2 separate regions of the Homo sapiens genome follow, and region 1 is linked to region 2. Evidence: read pairs that join two places in POLR2A ChIA-PET (ENCODE). Cell type or tissue: B cell. All regions are shown on one strand.

Region 1 (8,000 bases), 84 kb after region 2:
GGTGGAGTCATGGGTGTGGGCGTGGCTTGGAGAGGATTTGGGGAGGGATCAAGAACAGGGACCTGTCAAGAGAGGAAGTTGGAGGCCGGGCAGGGTGGCCCATGCCTGTAATCCCAACACTTGCTGGCGCCGAGGCAGGCAGATCACTTGAGGTCAGGAGTTCGACAGCAGCCTTGCCAAAATGGCATCGCTACTAAAAATGCAAAAATTAGCCGGGCGTGGTAGCGGGCGCCTGTAATCCCAGCTACTCAGGAGACTGAGGCAGAAGAATCGTTCGAACCTGGGAGGCGTAACCCGAGATTGCGCCACTGCACTCCAGCCTGGGCGACAGAATGAGACTCTGTCTCAAGAAAAAATAAATAAAATAAAAAAAATAAAGCTGGGCTGGGAAAAGCATCAGTGAGGTCGGGCAAGTCAGGATCATGAGCCAAGACCCAGCGCCAACCTCGGCCCCCAGCCACCTAATGTCCCTCTGTCCCCACACAGGGATAGGATTGGGAGCGGTCTGCCCCTGCGGGCTCCATACCACCCCCATTCCCTGGGGAACTGGACGGCTCCGATGAGGAGGAGGCAGAGGGGATGTTTGGGGCCGAGCTGCTGTCCCCCAGTGGGCAGGCTGACGTGCAGACGCTGGCCATCATGCTTCAGGAGCAGCTGGAGGCCATCAACAAGGAGATCAAGTGAGCCCTGGCCCCGCCCCGGCCTGCCCTGCCCTGCCGGAGCTGACTCCACAGCCCTTCTGGCTCTGGAGGCCTGAAAGCCTGAGTCCGTCTCCTCTTACACCATCCACAAGGAATTCTTCCAGCCCAACACTCACTCCGCTGTCCAGGCATCCCCTAGGATACACTCAGAAGTCTTCTATGTGCTACCTACACATATACCCCCCAGCCAGTACTCACCATTCCCCAACACACCAAAGCCTGCATCCCCAAATAGCCCAGTTCCTCTTGATGCATCAAGAATCTTCCATTACGCCATCGATTTTGTGGTTTCACATAACCAGTGCCCAGAGTCTCCCACTACCCTAGGAATCTCAAGACAACACAAGGTTCCCAACCTCAAACACCAAGAATCTCATCCTAACATGCTAATCAAAAACTTCAACTCCAGGCTGGGCACAGTGGCTCACGCCTGTAATCCCAGCACTTTGGGAGGCTGAGGCCAGCGGATCATGAGGTCATGAGGTCAGGAGATAGAGACCATCCTGGCTAACATGGTGAAAACCTGTCTCTACTAAAAATGCAAAAAATTAGCCAGGCATGGTGGCAGGCGCCCGTAGTCCCAGCTACTCAGGAGGCTGAGGCAGGAGAATGGCATGAACCCGGGAGGCGGAGCTTGCAGTGAGCCGAGATAGTGCCATGCACTCCAGCCTGGGCTACAGAGCGAGACTCCGTGTCAAAAAAAAAAAAAAAAAAAAAAAAAAAAAAGTCCCCAACTTATTAAGAAGCCCCCAGTGATGTAAAGTCTACCCTGATTCACCAGCAATGGCCATATTCAGCAATTCTCTTATAATGTACTCCCCATGAGCCTTCGGCAAATATACCATGACCACCACTTTCCATACCAAATGAGTCCATGCCCTTCCCAGATCCTAGATTGGCCTGAGTCCCTGATCTCACAATGCTCCTATTATGACCTTGCTCTTACAGGCCACCTTGAACTTGACCTTTTGTCCATAGTAATCCCTTCATGATTTTCCAAACCCCTTGACTATCATCAGGGCCACCCTGATACAAACCCCAATCACCTTGATAGCCCTAATCCTGCAATGACTTCCTGAGACTCTCAGGACCCCTTGACTCTCCTTGAGCCTGGAAGGCCTTCAGAAACCCACCAAAGTCCTCTGACGTCATTGCACCGTCCCCAGAATTCCCATTGCCCCACCAGGCCTTTCTGGCCCATTGTGCTCCCAGATTCCCTCTCCCGCTGTCTGCTGCGGCCCCTCACCCAGTTTCCCCTATTTCCCTCCTCAGGCTGATCCAAGAGGAGAAGGAGACAACAGAACAGAGGGCAGAGGAGCTGGAGAGTCGGGTGTCCAGCTCTGGCTTGGACTCGTTGGGCCGCTACCGCAGCAGCTGCTCCCTGCCCCCCTCCCTCACCACCTCTACCCTTGCCAGCCCCTCCCCTCCCAGCTCTGGCCACTCAACACCCCGCCTGGCACCCCCTAGCCCTGCCCGTGAGGGCACCGACAAGGCTGTGAGTGCTCTGAAGTCTCCCCAGCCTAGTAGGGGGATGGGGAGAGGTCAGAGGCAGGGCTCCCCAGTGTACAGCAACAATAACCCCTCACACCAGTGGTTTTCCAAAGCAACCTCAGCTTTCCCTAAAGGTTCAAACTCAAAGGGCAAAGGGGAGGCTGAGTCACTGGGATCTTGAACCCTAACTTTCACTTTAGTCAGATCTGGTCTACTTTTATTTCTCATGCGTCAAGTTTCTGCATAGGATTTTAAAAAGTTTCTGGCTGGGTGCGGTGGCTCACGCCTGTAATCCCAGCACTTCGGGAGGCCAAGGTGGGCAGATCACTTGAGGTCAGGAGTTCGAGACCCACCTGGCCAACATGGTGAAACCCCCACCTCTACTAAAAATACAAAAATTAGCCTGGCCTGGTGGCACGTGCCTGTAATTCCAGTTACTCGGGAGGCTGATGCAGGAGAATCAATTGAACCCAAGAGGCAGAGTTTGCAGTGAGTTGAAATTGTGCCACTGCACTCCAACCTGGGAGACAGAGTGAAACTGTGTCTCAAAAAAAAAAAAAGTTTCTGTGACAACATGCATTGGAGAACTACAAATTAGATCCTCAGAATTGACCTTTGAGGGAGACAAAGAGATATTGGCCCTATTTTACTCCCTTAAATTCAGCTTTCCTGCTTCCAGAACCTGTAACTCATTAGCTTTCTTTGAGGCCTGACCAACATGGTGAAACCCCATCTCTACTAAAAATACAAAATTATCCGTGTATGGTGGTGTGGGCCTGTAGTCCCAGCTTCTTGGGAGGCTGAGGCTAAAGAATCACTTAAACCCGGGAGGCAGAGGTTGCAGTGAGCTGAGATCATGCCACTGCACTCCAGCCTGGCGACAGAGCTAGACTCTGTCTCAAAAAAAAAAAAAAAATTACCCGGGCATGGTGGCACATGCCTTTAATCTCAGCTACTTGGGAGGCTGAGGCAGGAGAATCTCTTGAACCTGGGAGGCAGAGGTTGCAGTGAGCCGAGATTGTGCCATTGCACTCCAGCCTGGGCCACAAGAGTGAAACTCCATCTCAAAAAAAAAAAAAAAAAAAAGTTTCTGCAACTCACCCTGACTTGAGCTAGACTACCTTCGTATACTGTGTTCTAAACCAGGGTCACCCCACACACACCTTAGTAGACATCTCAGTTAATAAGGAGCCCCCGACATGACTCTTTGAACTCAATCCAGCATCTGTGCCCTCTGTCCTCAGAATCATGTCCCTAAGGAGGAAGCTGGAGCTCCACGAGGGGAGGGGCCGGCCATCCCAGGAGACACCCCACCACCCACTCCCCGCTCTGCCCGTCTTGAGAGAATGACCCAGGCCTTGGCACTGCAGGCGGGGTCCCTGGAAGATGGGGGACCCCCACGGGGAAGGTCAGCAGGGACAAGGGATAGGGACAGGGAGAAGCTGGCTTGGGAAGATGAGAAGGGGGTGGACAAGGACTTGGGAGGAGAGGGGGCATCTCAGCAAGCATATGCTCTCATTCTCTCCTGCTTTCCCAGTGAGGGCACCCCAGATTCTCTGCACAAAGCCCCCAAGAAGAAGAGCATCAAGTCATCCATAGGCCGTCTCTTTGGCAAGAAAGAGAAGGGACGAATGGGACCCCCAGGCCGGGACAGCTCTTCTCTGGGTGAGTACCTCACTCTAACCCTTCCCTCCTTTGTTCCTTCCTCCCTTCCTCCCTCCCTTTCTTTCTTCTTTGTATGTTCATTTGACATCCATTCATGTCTTCATTCATTTGGTGATTTATTTAGAATTTGGAAGGAACACAGCTTGCCAAGGTAGGCGGGAGGAGGAGGGAAAAGGAAAGGGCACTCTGGGACCTGCTTGGGTGACTGGGTAGGTAAAGGAATTTATTTCCTTTACTTATTTTTTTGTTGTTTTTTGGTTTTTGTTGTTGTTGTTTTGAGATGGAGTTTCACTCTGTCACCCAGGCTGGAGTGCAGTGGCAACGATCTTGGCTCACTGGAACCTCTACCTCCTGGGTTCAAGCGATTCTCCTGCCTCGGCCTCTTGAGCAGCTGGGACTATAGGCGCCCGCCACTATGCCTGGCTAATTTTTTTGTATTTTTAGTAGAGATAGGGTTTCCTCATGTTGGCCAGGCTGGTCTTGAACTCCTGACCTCAGATGATCCACCCACCTCGGCCTCCCAAAGTGCTGGGATTACAGACTCATTTACCTTTTTTTTTTTTTTTTTTTTTTTTTTTTGTTTGGAGACGGAGTCTTGCTCTGTCGCCCAGGCTGGAGTGCAGTGGTGCTATCTCGGCTCACTGCAAGCTCCGCCTCCCAGGTTCATGCCATTCTCCTGCCTCAGCCTCCCCAGTAGCTGGGACTACAGGCGCCCACCACCACGCCCGGCTAACTTTTTGTATTTTCAGTAGAGATGGGGTTTCACCGTGTTAGCCAGGATGGTCTTGATCTCCTGACCTTGTGATCTGCCTGCCTCAGCCTCCCAAAGTGCTGGGATTACAGGTGTGAGCCACCGTGCCCAGCCACCTATTTTTTAAACAGAGGAAGAGGGTGGGGCATCCTCAAAGCAGGGCACCTTCCTGTGGTGTGCTGGAGCCCGCTGGCACTGGCTCAGGAGATCCGCTATTTCAGGAATTGGCTGACATCACACTGGTAGCTTGAAATTGGCCATGGTGGGATTATTTACACCATGGAAATGGGCAAATGCTACAAATCAGGGATTCCCTTCTGCCTCCCCAAGGAGCCGGTTGTTAGGCATTTACCAGCATACAACTGCCACCTTACCAAGGGCATCCCAGTGCATCCAGCCGTATTTTGGGGATGACTCCAATTCATGGGCGCTTGTCTGCCTTTATCACTTCCTCGATGTGCCCTCACTCACTACTCCCTCAGGGCCTCTGCCTTTCCGGCATTTTCCTCATCACCTCCAGCATGAAAGATTCTGCCTCCCCCTTGAGATTTTCCAAATTTCGACCCCTCCCTGCCTCCAGCTGGAACACCCTCAGATGAGACACTGGCCACTGACCCTCTGGGGCTAGCCAAGCTGACAGGCCCAGGAGACAAGGACCGAAGGAACAAGAGGAAGTGAGTGTGTGTGAGTGTGAGCGTGTGTGTGTGTATGTGAATGTGAGAGTGTGTGAGGGTGTGTGTGTGCGTGTATGTGTGTGTATGAGTGTGTGTGTGTGTGAGAGGGTGTGTGAGTGTGTGTGTGCAGCGGTGGTGGTGGTGAACAGAAATGGGAATTCAATGCTGGGAGGAGGTGTCCGTGATCCTGAACTTGCTTGCCTGGAAACCCAGGAGCTCCTAGAGTTTTTATTTTTTCTTTCTTTTTTTAAAAATTTTTTTTGTATTTTTTACATTTATATTATATTTTTTGTTTCTTTTGTTTTTCTTATTTTGTTCTCTCTTTTGATAGGGGTTGGGGGGAGAGGATTTACAGATTCACATGTATTTTTTGACCTTCTGCCGTGTTTTGTACATTCATAAAAGCTGCGTGTGCGTATGTGCATGTGTGTGTGTGTGTATGTGTGCTGATGGGGGCCATCCACAGAGCAGGGGGTCTCCATCCCTGACAGCTTCTATCCTGGCCCCTTCACCCTTACAGGCATGAACTCCTGGAGGAGGCCTGCCGCCAGGGCCTACCTTTTGCTGCCTGGGACGGGCCCACCGTGGTGTCCTGGCTGGAGGTACTGGGGCCCAGAAATGCCCTGACTGTTGGTCCCCAACCCCTCTGACAGCCCCACTGGTAGGGGCTGCCTGGTCCTCCTGGCGCACCCTGCTTCTAGCCCAGAGGTGGGGGTGGCCATGGGCCTGGCAGGTGAGGACCCAGGAGGGCTCGGGCTTCCTGTTCACCTAAACAGTTTCTTTCTCCTTCTCCTTCTGCCCCTGCCACTCTGGCCTTGCCCACCTGGGTCATGGTCTCCTGTCGTTCTCTCTACTCTCTCTTTCTGGATTCTCTGTCTCTATTTTTCGGCACCATTCCCATCTCTGACCACGCTTTTGTCATTCCCCATATTTCTCCTCATGTCTCCGATCGCCCTGCCGATGTCTCCCTGTCTCCGGCTTCCTGTCTCTCCCCACCCTCTATTTCTCTCTCTCTATTTCTTTCTCTCTCTCTCTCTTTCTCTCTCCCTCTCCCTCTTCCCCCACCCGCCCCCCGCCCCCCGTTTCTCTCCCTATTTGTCTCCCTCGGACTCTCCCTCATCTCGTCCACGTCTCTTTTCCTTGTCCTGTTTCTTCTCCTTGCGAACTTTCCCACGTCTCTGTTTCGCTCCCCACCCCCTTGCCTTTCCCCACCTCCCTGTTCCCCCATCTCTCCGATTTTCTCCTCCTCTGTCCCTCTGTCCCCTCTGTCCCTCTGTCCCTCCGCTGCAGCTGTGGGTGGGCATGCCTGCCTGGTATGTGGCCGCCTGCCGGGCCAATGTCAAGAGCGGTGCCATCATGGCCAACCTGTCAGACACGGAGATCCAGCGCGAGATCGGCATCAGCAACCCGCTGCACCGACTCAAGCTACGCCTCGCCATCCAGGAGATGGTCTCGCTCACCTCGCCCTCAGCCCCCGCCTCCTCCCGCACTGTGAGTGTCCGGCGGCCAATTCCAGCCTTCGCTTCCTCAGAGCCCCGCCTCTTGCCCTCAGTCTAGCCAATCCTGGGCCTGCTCACTCCCCTGTCCCACGACCCTGCTTCTCATTGGCTTTTACCCCCCTCAGCCTCCCCTCCACTCCTAACTTGGCCTGTGGTCCGTCCCTGTGGTACTCCAGGAGGGGCCCAGGCCACCTCCTTCCCTGACTCTCTCCCTCTCCTCGGCATTTGCTGTCCCACTCAAATGTCACCACCTCTAAGAAGCTTTCTTTGTCAGCTAAACGAGTTTCCCCATCATTCCGGCATATCAGCACCTTCTAATTTTCCCCATAGCATTTATTGCCTTCTAATTATTTTATCTTTTCTTTCCTTTTTTTTTGGAGACAGAGTTTCGCTCTTGTTGTCCAGGCTGGAGTGCAATGGCGCTATCTCCGCTCACTGCAACCCCTGCCTCCCGGGTTCAAGCCATTCTCCTGTCTCAGCCTCCTGAGTAGCTGGGATTACAGGCGCCCGCCACCACGCCCAGTTAATTTTTGTATTTTTAGTAGAGACAGGGTTTTGACACGTTGGCCAGACTGGTCTTGAACTCCCGACCTCAGGTGATCCGCCCGCCTCGGCCTCCCAAAGTGTTGAGATTACAGGCGTGAGCCCCTACGCCTGGCCCTCGTTCCAACTTTTGATTACGAGACATTTCAAACATACAGAAAATCATGTGTACCCAGTTCAGCGATTCTCAAACTTTTGCTGTACTTGCTCTGTTGTGTGTGTGGGGTGGAGGCGGGGAGTGGGGAGTACAGGTTGAGTGTCCCTTACTTGAAATACGTGGGACCAGAAGTGTTTAGAATTTCTGATTTTAAAAAGTTTTTTTTGAATATTTGCATATAAATGAAATATCTTGGGGATGGGAGCCAAGCCTAAACATGAAATTCATTTATGTTTCATATGCATCTCATACACATGCCTAAAAAGAATTTTATACAATATTTTATTTTTTATTTTTATTTTATTTTTTCGAGATGGGAGTCTTGCTTTGTCGCCAAGGCTGGAGTGCAATGGTGCGACCTCGACTCACTGCAACCTCTGCCTCCTGGGTGCAAGCAATTCCAATCCTCTGCCTCAACCTTCCGAGTAGCTGGGATTATAGGCGCCCACCACCACGCCCTGCTAATTTTTGTATTCTTAGTAGAGATGGGGTTTCACCATCTTGGCCAGGCTGGTCTTG
Region 2 (8,000 bases):
AGGACTTTGGGACTAGCCTGGCCAACGTGGCGAAACGCTGTGTCTACTAAAAAAATTACAAAAATTAGCTGGGTGTGGTGGTGCACACCTGTAGTCCCAGCTACTCGGGAGTCTGAGGCAGGTGAATTGCTTGAACCCGGGAAGCATAGGTGCAGTGAGCCAAGAGCGCGCCACTGCACTCCAGACTGGGTGACAGGGCGAGACTCCGTCTCAAAAAAAAAAAAAAAAAAAAAGATGAAATAAAAATAAAAATAGAAAATAGCCAACTACAATTACTCAATAGCAACAGAGGGTAAAATACAGGCTCAGAGAAATTAATGCTTTTTGCCTGGTCACATAGGCAGCAAATGACAGAGATGGGACTTCACCTCTGGGCAACTGCATTCTGCCATCCTTCCCGTAGAACTCTGAGGAACCGAGAGTCTTGCATCTTGGAGGATGTTCCAACCAATTTTTTTTTTTTTTTTTTGAGATGGAGTCTCACTCTCTCACCCAGACTGGACTGCAGTGGCTCGATCTCGGCTCACTGCAAGCTCTGCCTCCCGGGTTCAAGCCATTCTCCTGCCTTAGCCTCCCGAGTAGCTGGGACTGCAGGGGCCTGCCACCACGTCTGGCTAATTTATTGTATTTTTTAGTAGAGACGGGGTTTCCCCGTGTTAGCCAGGATGGTCTTGATCTGCTGACCTTGTGATCTGCCCACCTCGGCCTCCCAAAGTGCTGGGATAACAGGCATGAGCCACTGCGCCCGGCCCAATTTTTTTTTGTTTGTTTTGTTTTGTTGTTTTTTTTTTTTTTTTTGAAACAGAGTCTCACTCTGTCTGGCCAGGCTGGAGTACAGTGGCACAATCCCGGCTCACTGTAACGCCTGTCTCCTGGTTTCAAGCGATTCTCCTGCCTCAGCCTTCTGAGTAACTGGAATTAAAAGCACCTGCCACCGTGCCCAGCTAATTTTTGTATTTTTAGTAGAGATGCGGTTTCACGACATTGGCCAGACTGTTCTCAAACTCCCAACCTCCAGTGATACTCCTGCCCTGGCCTCCCAGAGTGCTGGGATTATAGGCCTGAGACACCACGCCTGGCCCCAAACAAATTGCTTTAAGACGAGGTCTCCCTATGTTTCCCCACTGCACTTGAACTCCTGGGCTCAAGCCATCCTCCTGCTGTGGCTCCTGAGTAGCTGGGACTACAGACTCAAGCCACCATGCCTGGCCACATTCCACAATTTAGAGAAAGTCCACAACCTGGAATCCTAGGGAGACCCTGATTCACCTCAAAACTGCCACTAAGGAGGTAAAACGCTGCCCCTCTGAGGCAGGCTTCAGTTTCCCTGTGTGTGAAATTGACCTGGCGCTGGGAGAGGCTGGTGGAGGCGCGGATTTTGCAGTTTCCCTACAACATTCTGGAAGCCTGTGGTTCTGGGAAAGGTTGGCGTGGAGAAGACTGGGAAACAACCAGTGGTCACCAGAGCTGTAGCAACTCTTCCACCTCGGAGCTCTGGGGCTGGGAACCCCAGGCTTCGGGGACCACTGTGGAGGACGCAGGTGGCCCCCTCTTTCCTGACATCTCAGGAGAGGGAGGGGTAACCGGCTAGGGGAAGAAAAGCACAGGAAGGTTATACAGCCAGATGGGGAAGGGGCCAAATCCCTGAACAACCCCCTCCCAGAGTTCCTCTTCAAGTGCAGGGTACCCAAGAGTCAAGGCCCCGCCCCCTTTCCAGAGGCCCCTTTTCTACTTAGGTGATGGCTCCTGGCTGGGATGGGAGGCAGATGGACGGAGGGGAGGGGGGAGGAGGGGAAGGGAGAGGCAGTGGATGAAGGAGAATGGAAGAGATGACATCCCCCTCGGCCCCTTCATCCCATTCAAGTCCCCAAGCCGCTCCCCCCCCACACCTGCACTGCCAGTGCCAACGTCAGAGGGAGGAAGACGGAGCTCGGCTTAGGAGGCTGAGGCCCTGCCCCCTGGGCCACACCAATCATGTGGCCTTCCTTCTCCCCACAGAAGGCCAGACCATGGACACCTCCTGAGCTGGATGTCGTCCCCCATCTTCACTCTCTTTTCTTTTTCTTTCTTTCCTTCTTTCTTTCTTTCTTTTTTTTTTTTTTTGAGATGGAGTCTCGCTCCGTCATGCAGGCTGGAGTGCAGTGGTGTGATCTCGGCTCACTGCAAGCTCCCCCTCCCAGGTTCACTCCATTCTCCTGCCACAGCCTCCCAAGTAGCTTGGACTGCAAGCGCCCACCACCAAGCCGGGATAAGTTTTCGTATTTTTAGTAGAGATGGGGTTTCACCGTGTTAGCCAGGATGGTCTCGATCTCCTGACCTCATGATCAGCCTGCCTCGGCCTCCCAAAGTGGTGGGATTACAGGCGTGAGCCACCGCGCCCCGCCGTCCACCCTGTTTTCTACCAGAGTTCTGATACTGTGACTTTGTATAAAATGGTTTGGAAGCTGGACCCACCCTGTGTGTGTGTGGTTGCCCTGAGCCCACAGAAAGACACCGCCAGAGTGCGGATTGAGAAGCCTTTATTGTGGGAGGATCGGGGTGTCTGAGGGCCCCGGGAGTCGGGATGGACTTGGAAGGCTGGGGGGAGGGGCCTTTGAGGAAGAGGAGGCCTGGAAGCGGGGGTCATCACAGGTCAAGGGGTGGTCCTTGGGACCCCCGCAGTCAGTGGTGCTGCGGCGGCAGAGTGCACATTGACAGCTGAGAGCCACGGCGTAGGAGACCACGGGGTTCACGCCGCGCGGGCAGCCAGGGAGCCGGATGGACTCGAAGCGCACATCGCGGTAGTTGCACACCACCTGAGGCAGGGCCGGCAGGACCCCCTGCAGCACGCGGGTCTGGAAGCCGTGTGAGTGGGAGAATGAGCATGTGCCTGGGGCCAGCGCCTCAGCTGAGCTCCCCAGCTGCCCCCACAGGTCTCAGACTCAGGGGTCCAGGAAGCCCTCTGTTCCTGCCCTCCCACACCCCATTCCGCAGCCCCTGACCAGAGAGGCAGACCACCCTTCCTCCCCCGCTGCCTCTGTGGGTCTGGCCCTGAGGTGGCAGCACCTGCCCGGGCCCCGGGCAGCTCACCATGGTGGGGCAGTAGCCGGCACAGATGGTGGTGTTGACGGTGATGCACACGGGGCAGCCCTCCTTCTCCACAGCCAGGGTGGCATTGATGGGGCGGCACCGTGGCCGAAGCATCTCCCTGGATGCCCATGTCCCGCCCATGCTCAGCAGCAGCAACAGCAGCAGCCCCTGGGACAAGGACACTGCTTCACCCGGGCCTGAGACCACAGCCCTGAGCCCTGGCCTTCCCATCCCCCAGGGTACACCACCCACAAAGACCCAGAGACCCTTCCCGGCATCTCCTATTCAGGACCCACCACCCGGACACCTGCCTTTCAGAGCCCACCCCACAGCCCGAGGGACCTGAGATGCCCCAACATTTCAGATCCCCACCCTCAGGAACTGCCCCACGTGAAGCTTATTGGGGGTCACGCTCCTCCAGAAAGAGGCGTCCTTCCACAGCTCACACTGGTCTGCCCCTTCTCATGCCAGTGATGGCCTGGAAGGAGGTGGAAGGTGCCCAGGGGCCCTGCAGTCTTACCTGGAACATCTCCATCCTTGGTGCGTCCCCTGCCTGGTGTACCTGGCTTTATACCTCGGGTTTGTGGGGGCGTCAAGGCCACCAGGAGGTTGTAGGATGCTGGAGTGAGCTGGACACTAACCCTTCGGGGGGCGAGAAGTAGACAAGGCCAGGGAGGCACAGGAGTGGCTCAGCGGAGCACCCCAGTCCTCTCCCCTCAGTGGTCTAGCGCCAAGGATGAGGCGGAGACCACGGTGAAGTGACCTCTGAGACTCAGTCGTCGAGTGCTAGGGACTAGTCGAGGCTGGAGGCACAGAGAGTAGGGTGTAGGAAGGCCTGCCTCTGCCTATGGTGGGGTCTTGGGAACCAGGAGGAGGCCGTGACCCGAGAAAGGTGCTGGACTGAAGCCTCAACCCTCCTCTACTTGAGCCATTCCTGCACCACAGTCCAACCTAACAGGAGGGGCGCGGCTTCGGACTTAGCTTCTGCCCAGTGAGAGAGGGTCTCCCCGTGACTGTGCTGCCAGGGAAGCCACTTGACCCAGATGCCCCCCAACGAGGGATTCAGCCCGAGCCCCACCTCTCCCTTAGGAACCTCCGCCCACCCTACCCTCAAGCCAGGATGCCCGGAGCGGTCCCCGGAAATGCGTGTGCTTCAGGTGATTTAACTGATTATTGAATAGGCCCGCAGGAGGTGTGTCCTGCCCGCGGGGCCGCAGCCTCGGAGGACATTGTCTGGACTTAGTCCCTTCCCCGCGATCCAGCCGCAGCTGAGTGGGCGTGTCTGGGCTAGTCCTGTCCCCACACTGCGGATAGACTTAATGAGTGCGAGCCCACCTAGGTCCGACACCGCGTAGTGAGCGGCTGCCCAGAGCTCTGCTCCGCCCCCACGCCAGGGGGCGTGTCTGGGGTGGGGCTGGCCCGGCAGGCTCCCACTAGCCCCGGCTTACAGCGGCCTGAGCGGGAGTTCTCGGTGCTGTAGGCTTTCGGGACGCTGTGTATGCCCGGCAGGGGCTTCCAGTGGGGGCCACCCCAAGTCGCCTCCAGCGGGCGGAAGCGGTCGAGCCGGCGGAGCGGGTGCGGCGAGGAGCTGTAGGTTTCCTGAGCCGGAGACATGGCCCGCCGTGCGGCGCTCGAGGCGGCCTGGAAGAGCAGAGACAGGGCTGCCGCTGCGGGTCGTGACTCCAGAGTTGGGGCGTCTCTTCTAAGCTCCAGTAGGTCAGGTAGTCCTTGCGGGGGTATCCGGACGGCTCCGTCCTGTGGGAGCAGGGCGGGATGGTGAGGATACAGCTGGATCCTTGGGGACGAGTTTCAGACCTCGGGATCTAAGGAGTCTGCACATTCAAACTCCTGCATTTCCAGGCGAGCACCCCTTAGGAAGGACGCGACCGGGCACGCGTTGCCTGCGTTCCTGGGTCCTCGAGGTACTTAACGTCCTGGAAGCTGAGCTTTCGCATCCTAGGGAAGGAAACGGGGGCTTTCGCTTCCTTGCGAAGGAGCATGTGGGGGCTCAAGTACCGAAGGAGGCCCTGCCCTCAGATCCAGAATCCCCTCGAGCCGCTGTGCAGGCTTCCTGTCCCTACCGCGGTTCCTGGAGGTGACACTAAGGACTCCTGGGTGCTAAAAGAGGGAGGGGCTGGGGTCTGAACTGTGGTTGTTGCTGCTATAGGAGTCGAGACTGAGACCACCGGTCAGGGAATGGGAGCCAGCCCAGGGGCTCGGCGTGCACCGGCCATGGCGGGGGCTGTGCAGGAGGCGGTGCCGAGCGAGAGCCCGGCTTACTTGGGATAGAACCGAAAGTCCCGCGCCGAGGTGGTCAGATAGAGCTGGCGGCGGTTCAGGACGCCCCGGTCGGATACTGTGAAGGGTGGGCCAGACAGCGCGGGGTTCTTCGTGCAGGCGATTAGAGCCTGAGCAAGATTGGGGGAGGAGGCATACCCAAGACATAGATTTCATACCCCATCCCAAGTCCTGGGTCCCGAGTTCAGAATCCCTCTCCTTCGGCCTCGACAGCCATGACGGCCACGGCCCTCACACCCCGCCCCAGGGTCAGAGCCCTTCCTGCCACCCACGCCAGGGAACTTCAGCTTCCTTTCTCATACCCGAACCCTTCCCAGCCTCACCTCCCTAAATCCAAGCCCTCCTGCTGGTCAAGGAACTCAAATGCAGGCCCCCAGCCACCACAAAATCCCCCTGGTTCTGCCCCCGGTCTCAAGCCTTCTTGGTGTGGCCACTGGAGCTGAGCTGCATCTTGGGCAACAACTCCAGGTTACCTCTCCTAACTCCCACCCTACCACGTCTCAGAATATTCTAGTCTCCTCCCCACCCACAGCCCGCCGTCTAGCTCCGCAGCAGCTTAGGAGCCCTGAAGGCGAGTTTCCAGCCCCTGGTCCTTCTGGCCTGGCGTGGATGCCCAGCCCTTCCTCCCGCTCCTCTAACCTCCCGATCCCGCCCCAGATCCTTTAGCCACGCCCCAAAGCTGTGATTTCCTTCTGGCCCCGCCCCAGGCTCCCGGAGCTCCGCTGGTCTCGCCAGCGCCGGCTTCCACCCAGACACCTGGGAAGGCCCCCCGCGGTGGTGGTCCGAGAGTTGTGAGGGGCTGGGGCCCGACGTATTTGGGGGCGCGCGCGTCCGGGCCGGGAGAGCAAGTGTACTGCGCCCTCGTCTCGCTGCTCTGGTACTTTGTGGTCAGTAGGAGGGTTCAGCTGCGGTGTCTGAGCTGCGGAAAGGCAACCCAGAGACTCATGTGAAGGAGCAGGGGACTCAAATGCAGTCCCCCGCAGACTCCGGCGCTCCCCAAATCTTACCTTTTCTCCTGAATCCTTGATCCCCACAGTCCGCGTGGGGTCTGCAGGCTCTGGGGCTCTGGGCTGGGCGCAGGGCCCGCCATGGGTCTTGGGCACGTAGGCCGAGCCAGAGGTTGTCTCCCATCTGCTGAGGACCTCGTCGAAAGCCCAGATGCGAGAATCCTGCTTTGCAGTCGGAGGTAGAGGGTCCGCGACCGTGGACTGGAGAGAAGGCGCCGCACATCAGCTAGAAAGACTCAGGAGTCCCTATCACCCCCCACCCCAAACTCTGACCTCTTCCAGTCGGCCCCCAGCCCTTTCCTCTGCAGTCCCTGGCATCCAAATTCCCTGGCGCCTCCTCTCTCAGACCCAGGACTCCAGGACCCTCCTCCTTCAGAGAGGAGTCCAAGCTCCCAATCCCCTTTTCTCAGCCCCCATCTTTCTGGGTCCCCAGGCCCCGCAGGGCTTCAGCCTAGGGTCTGCCCACCTGCACCGTGGGCGGGGGGAAGGGTACGGGTGGGATAATGCCATGGGTAACGTAGCTGCTGGTGAGATGCCAGTTGGGCCAGGATTCAGGCATCTCGGTTGCAGAGATGAAAGACCACGGGGGGCCACAGCGCACAGCCAGGGTGCCACTGGCCATGGTTCCACCCCCTCCCTGTAGCCAAGCAGGAGCTGGTTTGTTGCTGTTGCCCCAGGTGACAGAACCCGCCCACCCCAATCCAGCCAATGAAAGGCCTGCAGGCACATGGATGGATGGAGTGATTAAGAGACCCAGAGACAGAGAGACAGGGACTCCAAGAGGGGCACAGAGAAACACGGAGTGGGGGATGGAGAGTCAGAAAGAGGCGGACAGAAGGGGATGGAGAAGTTCAGGATTTCAGAGACCCAGGGGGTGGGGGAGACAGAGACACAGAAAGAAGGACAGAGACCTGGGGGTGTCAGAGATACAGACAGAGACCCCTGCACTGCCCCCAGCACCTCAGGACATCCATGAGAAACACCCCCCTTTGCTCCAGGGTCCAGAACCTCCTGGCTGCTTCCTCCCTCTGCCAGGCCTGCCCACCTCGGGGTAACGATTTCCAGATGTCCCCGGGGCTCCCCAACCCTTCCCGCACGTGCTGAAGGAGTCAGCGCTGGTGTCAGCTGTCCTGCCTGCCTTTGATTTGGTTGAAAACTTCCACCTGGGTAGGCTGGGTGGGGAAAGAGAAAGGGATCTAGAGAGAAGTGCACCGGACCATAGCGAAAAAGATGGGCTTTGATGAGTGAGGAATAAATACAACAAGAAAGGGGAGAGACAGGGAGGAAGAAAGAGACCACGATGGAAAGGGAGCTATTAGTACTACCCAGAGGCGACAGACACTGGAAGTTAGAGACAGAGATGAAGGTGGCAAAAACGACCAAAGTCACAGATGGAAAACAAGGAGACGTAGAAACTGAGGCAGCCACGCCCCACCCTGCCCAGGGGCCTGGTCTGTATAGATGCGGGGAGAAGTTGCCTATGTCCTTTGCTCAAAGCTGGACCTGAGAGAGAGAGAGAGAGTTGGTGGGGCGATGGGTAACATGTGAAGGGCTATTGTGAAGGCCTGTGGTCTGTCCCTGGCTTCCCTTGTCACTTCTTCACTATAAACAGCTTTTGATCACCGG

Evidence for each region. Peaks named below come from ENCODE experiments on the same cell type or tissue, not always from the same donor. Only the 100,000 strongest peaks of a DNase experiment are listed, where the experiment ranks them.
Region 1: POLR2A ChIA-PET joins it to region 2 with 18 read pairs; 3 of 35 experiments call an interaction of 5 or more read pairs at or near these places.

Annotation. Positions count from the first base shown.
Region 1 is chr19:49,136,232-49,144,231 of GRCh38, forward strand. PPFIA3 (PPFI scaffold protein A3) reads left to right here. Exons shown (of 30, transcript NM_003660.4): 15 at 493-680; 16 at 1,974-2,196; 17 at 3,437-3,600; 18 at 3,730-3,857; 19 at 5,189-5,282; 20 at 5,803-5,884; 21 at 6,573-6,773. Among named protein-coding and RNA genes, the nearest start is that of HRC, 15 kb to the right of the region's middle. RefSeq lists enhancers at 591-1,097, 5,421-6,014. In B cell, no CTCF peak of the experiment used is centred here; a DNase peak (open chromatin) is centred at 6,810; H3K4me3 peaks cover 496 bases; H3K27me3 peaks cover 2,249 bases.
Region 2 is chr19:49,051,772-49,059,771 of GRCh38, forward strand. It overlaps CGB7 (chorionic gonadotropin subunit beta 7), which reads right to left and starts at 5,978. Exons shown (of 5, transcript NM_001385261.1): 1 at 5,691-5,978; 2 at 5,350-5,477; 3 at 3,590-4,824; 4 at 3,070-3,237; 5 at 2,503-2,834. The coding sequence starts at 3,604. The coding sequence ends at 2,520. It also overlaps the pseudogene LOC124904739 and a transcript of NTF4 not described here. RefSeq lists enhancers at 2,327-2,877, 3,552-4,405, 4,406-5,258. In B cell, CTCF peaks have their summits at 4,465 and 4,667; DNase peaks (open chromatin) are centred at 4,560, 5,145 and 6,050; H3K4me3 peaks cover 2,245 bases; H3K27me3 peaks cover 4,298 bases.